Linked DNA regions of Homo sapiens: region 1 is linked to region 2. A link is a loop called in an ENCODE intact Hi-C map of the cell type or tissue named here. Cell type or tissue: B cell. All regions are shown on one strand. Each heading gives the region's core, and the rest is flanking DNA. Links, peaks and the distances in the headings are about the cores only.

What was found. Peaks named below come from ENCODE experiments on the same cell type or tissue, not always from the same donor. Only the 100,000 strongest peaks of a DNase experiment are listed, where the experiment ranks them.
Region 1: a loop joins it to region 2, with 8 times the contacts of the local background. A loop is called at or near these places in 1 of 110 quality-filtered maps.

Annotation. Positions count from the first base shown.
Region 1 is chr20:49,316,210-49,321,585 of GRCh38, forward strand. No RefSeq gene overlaps it. Among named protein-coding and RNA genes, the nearest start is that of SNORD12, 38 kb to the left of the region's middle. RefSeq lists enhancers at 2,245-2,826, 2,827-3,408. In B cell, for the core only: no CTCF peak of the experiment used is centred there; a DNase peak (open chromatin) is centred at 2,672; H3K4me3 peaks cover 872 bases; H3K27me3 peaks cover 4,559 bases.
Region 2 is chr20:49,532,370-49,537,745 of GRCh38, forward strand. All of the region lies in intron 5 of PTGIS (prostaglandin I2 synthase), which reads right to left. Among named protein-coding and RNA genes, the nearest start is that of PTGIS, 33 kb to the right of the region's middle. In B cell, for the core only: CTCF peaks have their summits at 2,058 (motif pointing left) and 2,269; a DNase peak (open chromatin) is centred at 2,052; H3K27me3 peaks cover 346 bases.

The DNA of each region.
Region 1 (5,376 bases), core at 175-5,174, 220 kb before region 2:
TCCTGACCTCAGGTGATGCACCCACCTCGTCCTCCCAAAGTGCTGGGATTACAGGCGTGAGCCACCGTGCCTGGTCTCTTCTCTTTATGAAAAATATTGCTGGTTTTCCATTTATAGTAGTGATATATTTTTTTCCTTTCCTTTTCTTATTAAAATAGACTATTTTTTAGAGAAGTTTTTGGTTCACGGCAAAATTGAACAGAAAGTACAGAGTTCTCATATATTCCCTGCTCCTCCCACCCCTCAGTTTTTCCCACTACCAAGGTCCTACACCAGTGGTACATTTGTTACAATCGATGAACCTGCACTGATACATCCTTATCATCCAAAGCCCATAGTTTGCCTTAGGGTTCACTCTTGGTGCTGCACATTCTATGGGTTTGGACAAATGTACAATGACATGTATCCACCATTATAGTATCATGCAGAATAGTTTAACTGCCCTAAAAATCCTCTGTGCTCCACCTATTCATCCCTCCCTCCAGCCTAACCCCAGGAAACCACTGATAATTTTACTGTCTTCATGGTTTTGCTTTTTCCACAATGTCATGTAGTTGGAATCATACAGTATGTAGTCTTTTTCAGATTGTCTTCTTTCAGTTAATAAAATGCACTTAAGTTTCTTCCACGTCTTTTTGTGGCTTGATAGCTTATTTCTTTTTAGTGCTGAATAATATTCCATTGCCTGGATTTACCACAGTATATTTATCCATTCACCTCCTGAAGGAAATCGTGGTTGCTCCCAAGTTTGGGGAATCATTAATAAAACTTCTAGGAACATCTGTGTGCAGGTCTTTGTGTGGACATAAATTTTCAGCTCATTTGGGTAAATACCAAGGAGCATGAATATTGGATCATATGGTAAGTGTACATTTCATTTTGTAAGAAACTGCCAAACTGTCTCCCACAATGGCTATACCATTTTGTTTTCCTACCAGAAATGAAAAAGAGTTCCCGTTGCTCCACGTCCTCACCAGCGTTTAGGATTTTAATCCTTTGAATAGGCATGTAGTGTTATCTCATTAGTATTTTCATTTGCAATCTCCTAACGACAGGTGATGTTGAGCATCATTTCATATGTTTATTTGCCATCTGTATATCTTCTTTGGTTGAGGTATCTGCTTAGTTCTTTTGCCTATTTTTTTTTTTTTTTTTTTTGAGACGGCGTTTTGCTCTTGTTGCCCAGGCTGGAGCGCAATGGTGCAATCTTGGCTCACTGCTACCTCCCCCTCCTGGGTTCAAGGGATTCTCCTGCCTCAGCCTCCTGAGTAGCTGGGATTACAGGTACCCGCCACCACACTTGGCTAATTTTTTGTATTTTTAGTAGAGATGGGGTTTCACCATGTTGGTCAGGCTGGTCTCGAACTCCTGACCTCAGGTGATCCACCCGCCTCGGCCTCCCAAAGTGCTGGGATTTTACAGACCTGAGCCATGGTGCCTGGCCTCTTTTGCCAATTTTTTAATGAGGTCTTTTGTCTTCTTGTTATTGAGTTCTAAAAGTTCTTTATATATTTTGGACAGCAGTTCTTTATCAGGTGTGTCTTTTGCAAATAATTTTTCCCATTCTGTGGGTTTGGTGGGTTTGTCTTCTCATTCTCTTGAGTGATGTGGCATTTAAAAAAATAAAATTACTTTAAGTTTAAAAAGCAAGTCCATTTAAAGAGAAACACCCAGGAAATAATAGCCAAGGTGGTAGAATATGGTGAAAAAATGAAAGGGCACCCAAGAGCCTCAGGTTTGGGCAATACTGATGACACATAGAGCCTGGTTCCCTGGCAATTATTATGGCGGTTACTACTATTTTAATAATATTAGCAGTTACGGTTGGTATTTTTGCTATTACAATTAATGGCATAGGGGCTGTATCGCCCCTGTCTTCCTGGAACCTGGAGGCAATGAGGAGCTCTGCAAAGTTGTTGAGATTATTATGACCATATCTGGGTATTTCACCACTACAAAGAGCTGCGCAAAGTTTGGACGGTAGGAATCGGGGTGGACATCAGCTCGGTGACAGGTAGGAGGTGGGTCCGAGGAGGGGTCGGGTCTGGGAGCCTCCGCCCCCAACTCAAGGCAGGCTACACAAGATCTGTCTCCGTTGGCGTCCCGGTACCTAGCTTGAGCCCGACCATGGGCATGCGTGGCGTGGCGCGAATCCTGTCCCTGTCGCTCGTCCTGGCCGCGGTGGCCACGGGGGCCTGGGAGCGGGGGCCGCTGGGCGTGCTCTTGCCCTGGCAGGGCTCCGCCGCGCTGGGCCGCTGCTGTCCTGGCCGTGACCCGATGTTTGTCGCCCGCGGGCCCCCGCGCTGCTTCTGCGACCAAGCGTGCGGCGCGGCGCGGCGCGGGACTGCTGCGCAGACTATACGCGGGTCTGCCCAGGTGCACCCGGGGAAAGGCAAGGCACTAGCGGAACGCTCGGAGCGGAGGGGAGCTGGGGCGGGGGATGAGCGGAGGAAGGGAGCCCAGCACCTAGGGGGCTCTGGGCTTGGAGGGGTCACACGAGCCGAGGGCGGGGCGCGGCGCTTGGGGACTGGAAGGGTGCGCCGCGGGGCAGACGGGACGTGCAGGGGGTCGCGCGGGCAAGGAGGGACGCAGACACTCAGGACCTAAAGGGGAAGCACTGGCTGTGGAGCTGCGAGCCGAGAAAGACGCGCAGGTTATGAACCTGGGTGCGTTCATCTCGGGGGACCTGAAGGAGAGGGACTCGTGGAGAGTTGAGGGGTGTTTCGGAGGAGGGGCGCAAGGACTGCTCACAGGACTTGAAGGGCGGCAGGAAGGTGGAGGATTCGGCCCAGGTGCGGGACGCAGGCGGTGGAAGGGAAATGAGCACAAGAGGCGCAGGCAGGAAGGAGAGCGCCTGGTGCGAGAGAGGAAGGAGCGCACCCAGTAAGCGGTGTCGGGGGGGTCGTGAAGCTTGGAGGGCCTCGAGGGGAGGGAGGCGCTTGGGTTGAGGTAGGGCGCCAGATTTCGCAAATCAAAATACAGCACACCCAGTTAAACTCGAATTTCAGATAAACAAATCTTTCTAGAGAAAAATATGTCCTAAATATCGCATGGGATATACTTATACTAAAAAATTATTTGTTGTTTTTCTGAAATTGAAATCTAACTCGGAGTCCTGTATTTTATCTGAGAGCCCCAGCTGGGGACGGGCGCGGGGCCAAGAGAGCTGCGAGGGAGGAGGGGTTGCAAGCTTCTTTCGGGCGGAGGGGTCACAAGGCGAATGGAGAAGGTGACAAGGAGCATGGAGAAACCAAGAAAAGGGCTAACGCTTGGAGAGCAAGGATGGAAAGACGCTCAAAGCGGAGGCGGAACGGTCTGAGTGATTCCAAAACTAGTGTGTCCAAGCTGGTTAGAACTCAGGCAGGCGGGTCCAGAAGCCGAGGGGCCTGACAGATACGCAGGTGAAGTCCATCTGTGGTCCGCGTGCTGGGCGTGGCCACCGGGCTAGTCCAAGCATTCCTGGTAAAGGCTCCTCCAGAGTGGTACCCACAGCGCTCTATTAAGGGCTATTTTAGTTGAGTCATTAGTGGGAAGGACGCTGCCTATCCCCTCCCCCCCCGCCACCCCACTCCCTTCTTCTAGAGATGGAGCCTTGCTCTGTCGCCCAGGCTGGAGTGCCGTGGTGCGATCATCATTCACTGCAGCCTCGAACTCCTGGGCTCAAGCGATTCTTCTGCCTCAGCCTCCCAAGTAGCTGGATGACAGGCACGCACCACCATGTCTGGCTCTCTATCCTTTTTAAATCCCAGAAGTAAAGTTTTCACACCCACTGGAGACAAAAAAAAAATCTAAATTCTGTCACCCTGTAAAACGGTTATGACCCAACTTTCCTATGTCAGGGAGGAAAGTGATTGATTGGGCCCCTCTACCGTGTGATATCACTAGAGCTTCCTTCAGAAATTTGTTTTAAAAGACAGAGAGGGCGCTTTTAAAAAAATGCATAATGGGTCGGGCACAGTGGCTCATGCTTGTAATCCCAACACTTGGGGAGGCTGTGGGAGGATCATTTGAGGCCAGGAGTTCGAGACCAGCCTGGGCAATATTGGAAGACCCAGTCTCTACAAAAAATTAAAAAAAAATTAGCCTCAAATGGTGATGACTGCCTGTAGCACCAGCTACTCAGGAGACTGAGGTGGGAGAATCACTTGAGCCCAGGAGGTTGAGCCTGCAGTGAGCTATGATTATGCCACTGCACTCCAGCCTGGGTGACAGAGCGAGATCATGTCTCAAAAATAAATAAATAAATAAATAAATAAATAAAAATGTAAGGGACCTAACATCCATTAATCACCTATCCCTCTGTGCCCAGAAGCTGGGCTGGATGTCCCCTGGAACCTGAATACATTCTCCCTGCCCTCTGGGGTTCAGGTATGGAATAACATCCCTGTTTAGCAGTCAAGAAAAGCAAGGCTCAGAGAGGAGAGGGCTTTGGGCAGTCAAGAATTCCCAGCCAGTGGAGGAGCTGGGTCTGATTCTGAGTCTTCTAGCTCCTTGCTGCCAGGAGTGGCCAACGTTGGAAATTCAGGCAGCAGTGAGATGAGAAAGTAATTTTGGATGTGGTGTCTTCTCAAGCCATAGGCAAAAGAGAACTCCTTCCAGATTAAATTTGGGGAAGGACTGCCTGGGGGTGCTTTTGTACTGGTTGGTTTTCTGTGTAGAGAGTTCATGCAGCCGCGGGTCTGTACTGATTGGAGCTGAAGTCCCAGGTTAGCACCACCAACAGGGGCTCCCCTGCCACAGCGCAGGAGTGGGGGCCCAGGATGGGTCCAGGCAAAGGCATCAGTGATACTTTCTCATGGTCTGACCGACACCCACAGAATCACACAATGTTAGCCCCTCCCAAGAGATGTCCTTTCTATACGGAGTGGGGGCTGGAGGAACCAGGAGCCTCAAAGCTTTGCTTTCACCTTTGTTTTGCTCTTTTGGGATCTGCCTCCTTATCTGGAGCAGGGTCTTGTGAAGAGACGCAGGGAAAAGTTCACTTTCCACCTCCCAGGGGAGCAGGCAGGAGGGGACTAGTTAGGAGGCAAAAGATGTAGAGAAGTATTTGCTTTTTTCATGGGCTATTTTTAGGAGATAAAGTCAACTGCCTTAAGTGATCAATTGTAATAGAGGGAGATGTTGAAGATGACTTAAAAAACAAACAAAATCCGCAAACAACAAATCTAATATTTATGAAATACCAAATGTCAGGAAGGTACTATTTTAAGTGCTTGAAGTAAATTGTCTCATTTAAGCCTCATAATAACGCTATGGAACAGTGTTATCATGTCTGTTTTACAGATGAGGAACTAAGGCACAGAGAGGTTAAGTGACGTGTTCTGGGTTGCACAGCTCTTAAACAGCAGATCTGGGATTTGCACTCCAGCAGTCTGA
Region 2 (5,376 bases), core at 168-5,167:
CTTTTTGAAATATTTGATTTTTTTTTAACAAAAGTCAGAGGAGCCCAGTTAAGAGGCCCAGTGCTGTAGCAGAGTGCCTGACCTTGAACAAGTCACCTCACATCTCAGCATCTCAGTTTTCTTGCCTGTAAATTGGGATAATAAAAGTACCCACCACAGAGGGTTATATACAGATCAAATGCGTTATTAACATCTAAAGCACAGAGATGACTGACACAGTCCTAATAAACGCTATATTATTAAATAACAAATCTTACTGAATGTTAGCAAATTATTAGCCCAAGGAGAACATGTTCATGAATTGCTTCTTTAATTAAGAAACAATAATAAATTGCGAAATACAGAGCACAAAGTTTGAAGACAGAGAGCATTGAAATCCCAGCTCTTCCCTTTCTAACGAGATGACCTTGGCCAAGTCACTTTGCATCTCTGAGCCTCAGTTTCCCCCATGTGTAAAATGAGGGCCATCTAGCTCATAGGATGGTCAGGAGGATTCAGAAAGATCACACACAGAACACACTTGGTATCGGTAGAAGTTTGTAAAATGCTACTTGCTACATTCTCTCCATTATTACGAGGTATTTCTTATTGGTGTGATAACCGGATGCCATGAATGAGGGCTGCCAGGCCCACGGTGATTGGCAGCCCACCAATTTAAACCAGATTGGTGTATCTGGTTTAAATCCCAGAGTCCCCATGCTATGTAGCCTCGGCTGAGCCCCTGCCCATCTCTGGACCTCAGTCTCCTCATCCAAAAAATGAGGACCCAGACTTGAATACCTCTCAAGTTTTTTCTGGGAAAGCCCTCTAGGCCCTCTAGATTTGGGGGCATAGTACAGAGAGGCCCCCAGAAGACACATGTCTTTAAAGTCTTGTGTTTTACCTTTGAAATGCATCAGAGTTTTGCATCAGACTCTGTGATTCTTTGATATAAGAATGCCTTTTTCCCCAAAACAATGTTCAAATAAACAGCCCCCCAAAATAATCCAGTAAAATAAATGTTCCAGACAGAAGCACTATGCTTAGCTAGGGGGTCTGTTTAACTGTCCCCTGCCCCCAACTCCCTACTGTATGAGAAACACCAGACTCAATGGCCTAAGGGTTCTCAAAGGATTAACTTTCTTTTAAAATATATTTATACTTTAAAAAGTGAAGGAAGAATAATGTATGCATACAGAAAAAAAAGAAGAAAAATAAAGAATCTAAGAGTTCAAGTCCACATCTTGTAAAAAATGATTTTCTCTCCACCCCTTCTCGGCCTTCCCAAAGGCAAAAATCTATACATACTCCCACATTTTTAAAAATGGCCGGGTGTGGTGGCTCACACCGGTAATCCTAGCACTTTGGGAGGCTGAAGCAGGCAGATCACTTGAGGTCAGGAGTTCAAAACCAGCCTGGCCAATGTGATGAAACCCCAGCTCTACTAAAAAAGTACAAACACATTATCCGGGGGTGGTGGTACGTGCCTGTAATCCCAGCTACTCGGGGGGCTGAGGCAGGAGAATTGCTTGAACCTGGGAGGCAGAGGTTGCAGTGAGCTAAGATCGTGCCACTGCACTCCAACCTGGGCAACAGAGCAAGACTCTGTCTCAAAAGCAAAAACATATATATATATATATAAAATGTATGTATATATAGTGATATAGTATACCCTCTGCCTGCAGCTTGCTCTTTTTTGTAACAGTAGATTTCATTCACTACCAGTATGTCCCACTCTGTTTTAGATGCATAGATGGCCTTTAGATGAATGCATAATTTATTTAATCAGCCCTTACTGATGGACTTTAAATTGTTTCTAGCATTTGCAATTATAAGCAATGTGACAATGAATATGTTTGTGTATCTGTAGACATGTGCAAGCATTTATGTAGGATAAATTCCTAGAAGTGGAAGTACAGGATCAAAGGAATGTGCATTTTATTTTATGTTTCAGCAGGTTCTGCCAAAAGAGGCTGCAATGCTTCAAGCACCCCACAGCAATGTTCGGGGGCTGCTTTGCCCACATGCCTCTGGTCCCAATTAAGATGAGAAATCACCGTCCCACATTGCCACCTGCTGCTCATATTGAGAAATGCATCCTTCCTATAGCCAGCCCAGGGCTGCTCCCAGAGTGATGGGGGGAGTTCCTCTGCGTCTAATCAGACTCCTCTGGAGCATCTGTGTGGAGGAAATGGTAATGGAGAAACCCAATTTTTCCTGGGGAAGCAATCAGTGCTAGGATGTGGCAGGTGCTTTATGCACAGGATTTTGCAGACAGACAGACCAAGTTTCCACCTACCAGCTGCATGTCTATGACAAGTGATCTCACCTCTCTGAGCCTCAGTTTCCTTATCTGCAACATGGGTATGTGAATAACAACCTTCCAGCATGGATGGCAAGATTTGATAAGCTCAAATGAGTTCCTCTAAAAAGATAATAAAGGACACAAACAGCCGGCTCATAAACAGGAAATGCAAATGGCTACTGAAACACAAAAAAATACAAAAATTAACCAGGCTCAGTGGCACGTGCCTGTAGTCCCAGCTACTTGGGAGGCTGAGTTGGGAGGATCGCTTGAGCCTGGGAGGTCAAGATTGCAGTGAGCCGAGGTCTCGCTACTGCACTCCAGTCTGGGTGACAGAGCAAGACTCTGTTTCAAAACAACAAAAAAACCACACACACCCAGAGATGTTTCATCACAGTAGTCAGTGATATGCCACATAGAGCCAGATGTCCTTTTTTCCATCAGATTGGCAATTATTTAAAGGCTGATAACTGCATGTTGGCAAGGTTGTGGTAACATGCAAATTAAAGCAATAAGTTACCCACCTCTGCCCATCAGATTAGCAAATAAATGGAAAGATTGATGGCATCTGGTGGAGCAGATTTCTTCCCTTTAGGTAGGCGGATGAATTGCTCTGTGGTTTTGGAAATGATGTGGCAGAAGCAGATAAAAATTTTAATGTATAGGGCCTTTGACCTGGCAAAACCACTTCTAAGAAGTGGGCAGAGAGAAATGAAATAACCAGATGGTAGAACAGATACAAGTACAATGAAATGGTATAAAAGCAAAAAGAAAGAAAGATAGAATATTGACATCTGTCAGAGGGAAATGGCTAACTACTGAAACAGCCATGTGAGGGCTAAAAAAATGTATTGGTTTTTTGTTTTTGTTTTTGTTTTGAGATGGAGTCTTGCTCTGTCACCCAGGCTGGAGTGCAGTGGCGTGATCTTGGCTCACTGTAACCTCTGTCTCACCAGGCTCAAGTGATCCTCCCACCTCAGCCTCCCAAGTAGGTGGGATTACAGGCGCTTGCCGCCATGCCCGGCTAATTTTTTGTATTTTTGGTAGAGATGGGGTTTCGCCATGTTGGCCAGGCTGGTCGCAAACTCCTGACCTCAAGTGATCTACCTGTCTCAGCCTCCCAAAGTGCTAAGATTACAGGCATGAGCCACCGTGCTCGGCCAGATGTCTTGTATTTTTAATGTTAATTTCATATCCTTCTACTTTGCTGGATTCATTTATTGCTGGAGTTTGTTTTATTATTGATTTTCTGGGGTTCTCCAGGTACAATATCAGATCATCTGCAAATAGGAATAGTTTTACTTCTTTACCCATTCTGATGTCTATAATTGGTTTCTCTTGTTTAATTGCATCAGCTAATATCTCTAAAAGATGTTTATATCAACAGAGAAGAATGTACAGCTATATTGTTAGGTTAAAAACAGGTTGTAAATAACAGATACAATTTTTCTTTGTAAACACAGAGACACTGTAGATGTGCATATTTGTCTCTAGTTGTGAGAACATACAAAATACCATGAAGGGATAATACCACCATGCTAACATTGGCTTCACAGGAAGCTGGGCTTGGAAGAAGGGGTATTATATTTTATACAACCTGTAACTCTGAATTGTTAACCACAAGATTATGATTCTCTCATAATGTAAACAAAATCAATAATGCATTAAAGTTTGGCTTTTTAAAAATATATAAGCAAAAGGAAATGGGTGATGAAGTGTTTGAGCACTGACTATGACAATGCTTAACCTCGTATCTGGCACATAGTAAGTGCTCAGCAAACAGTGCTTTTTCTTTTTTTCTTTTCTTTCTTTCTTTCTTTCTTTCTTTTTTTTTTTTTTTTTTTTGAGACGGAGTCTCACTCTGTCGCCCAGGCTGGAGTGCAGTGGCACAATCTCGGCTCAGTGCAACCTCCACCCGCAGGGTTCTAGCAATTCTCCTACCTCAGCTTCCCGGGTAGCTGAGATTACAGGCGCCCACCACCACGCCCAGCTAATTTTTTTGTATTTTTAGTAGAGACAGGGTTCCGCCATGTTGTCCAGGCTGGTCTTGAACTCCTCACCTTAGGTGATCCACCCGTCACGGCCTCCCAAAGTGCTGGGATTACAGGCATGAGCCTCCGCGCCCGGCCACAGTGCTTTTTCTTGTTACCTCAGCCAATTCTAACAGCTGCCCTCTAGGAAGATCCTGCTGTTCCCCCCATTTTGCAGATGAGATCGCTGAGGCACAGAGAAAACACACAGATGCTGGGAGGGGGAGCTGGTAAAGCTCTTCAAGCCGTCAGAGCCCAGACTCTGTCTTAGCCACTCCCCTCCACGGTCCCTCCAGAGAAAGGAACTGGGGCAAGTAGAAGTAACTTGCTCCGAGTCACCAGCAAGGAAGCAGCAGCGCAGGAATTCAAATCCAGGCCTCTGCTGCAAGTCTCTGAGCCCAGCACACACAGCACTTCCCAGCCTTCTCAGGACACTTGTCAGACATGCAGTTTTCCAAGCTCTCCCCTGGAGACCTGGATTCCTATGGACCTGGATGGGGCTGAGGGACCTACGTTATGAAGAAGGGCCTGAGAGGATTCTGCTCATCAGGGAAGTTGGGGGCACATGGCCCAGGGAATGGCGCCGCCCAGTGGTTCCTACGGCCCCTGCACACGGAATCAGCCAGGACACTCTACCAACACTAAGTACGCTCTGCAGCCACAAAAACAGATGAGGTAGATTTTTACAAATCGATGTGGAAATGCTGTAGACAGGGAGTTGAGTGAAAGCTGTAAGCGGTACAACAATTCTTCTAGTGTGATATATCTAAGTTATAGAAGTACAGGCTAGGCAGGGCGTGGTGGCTCATGCCTGTAATCCCAACACTTTGGGAGGCCGAGGCAGGCAGATCTCCTGAGGTCAGGAGTTTAAGACCAGCCTGGCCAACATGGCGAAACACTGTCTCTACTAAAAATACAAAAAATAACCAGGCGTGGTGGTGCGTGCCTGTAATCCCAGCTACTCAGGAGGCTGAGGCAGGAGAATTGCTTGACCCCGGGAAGCAGAGGTTGCAGCGAGCCGAGATTGTGCCGCTGCATTCCAGCCTGGGCAACAGGGCAAGA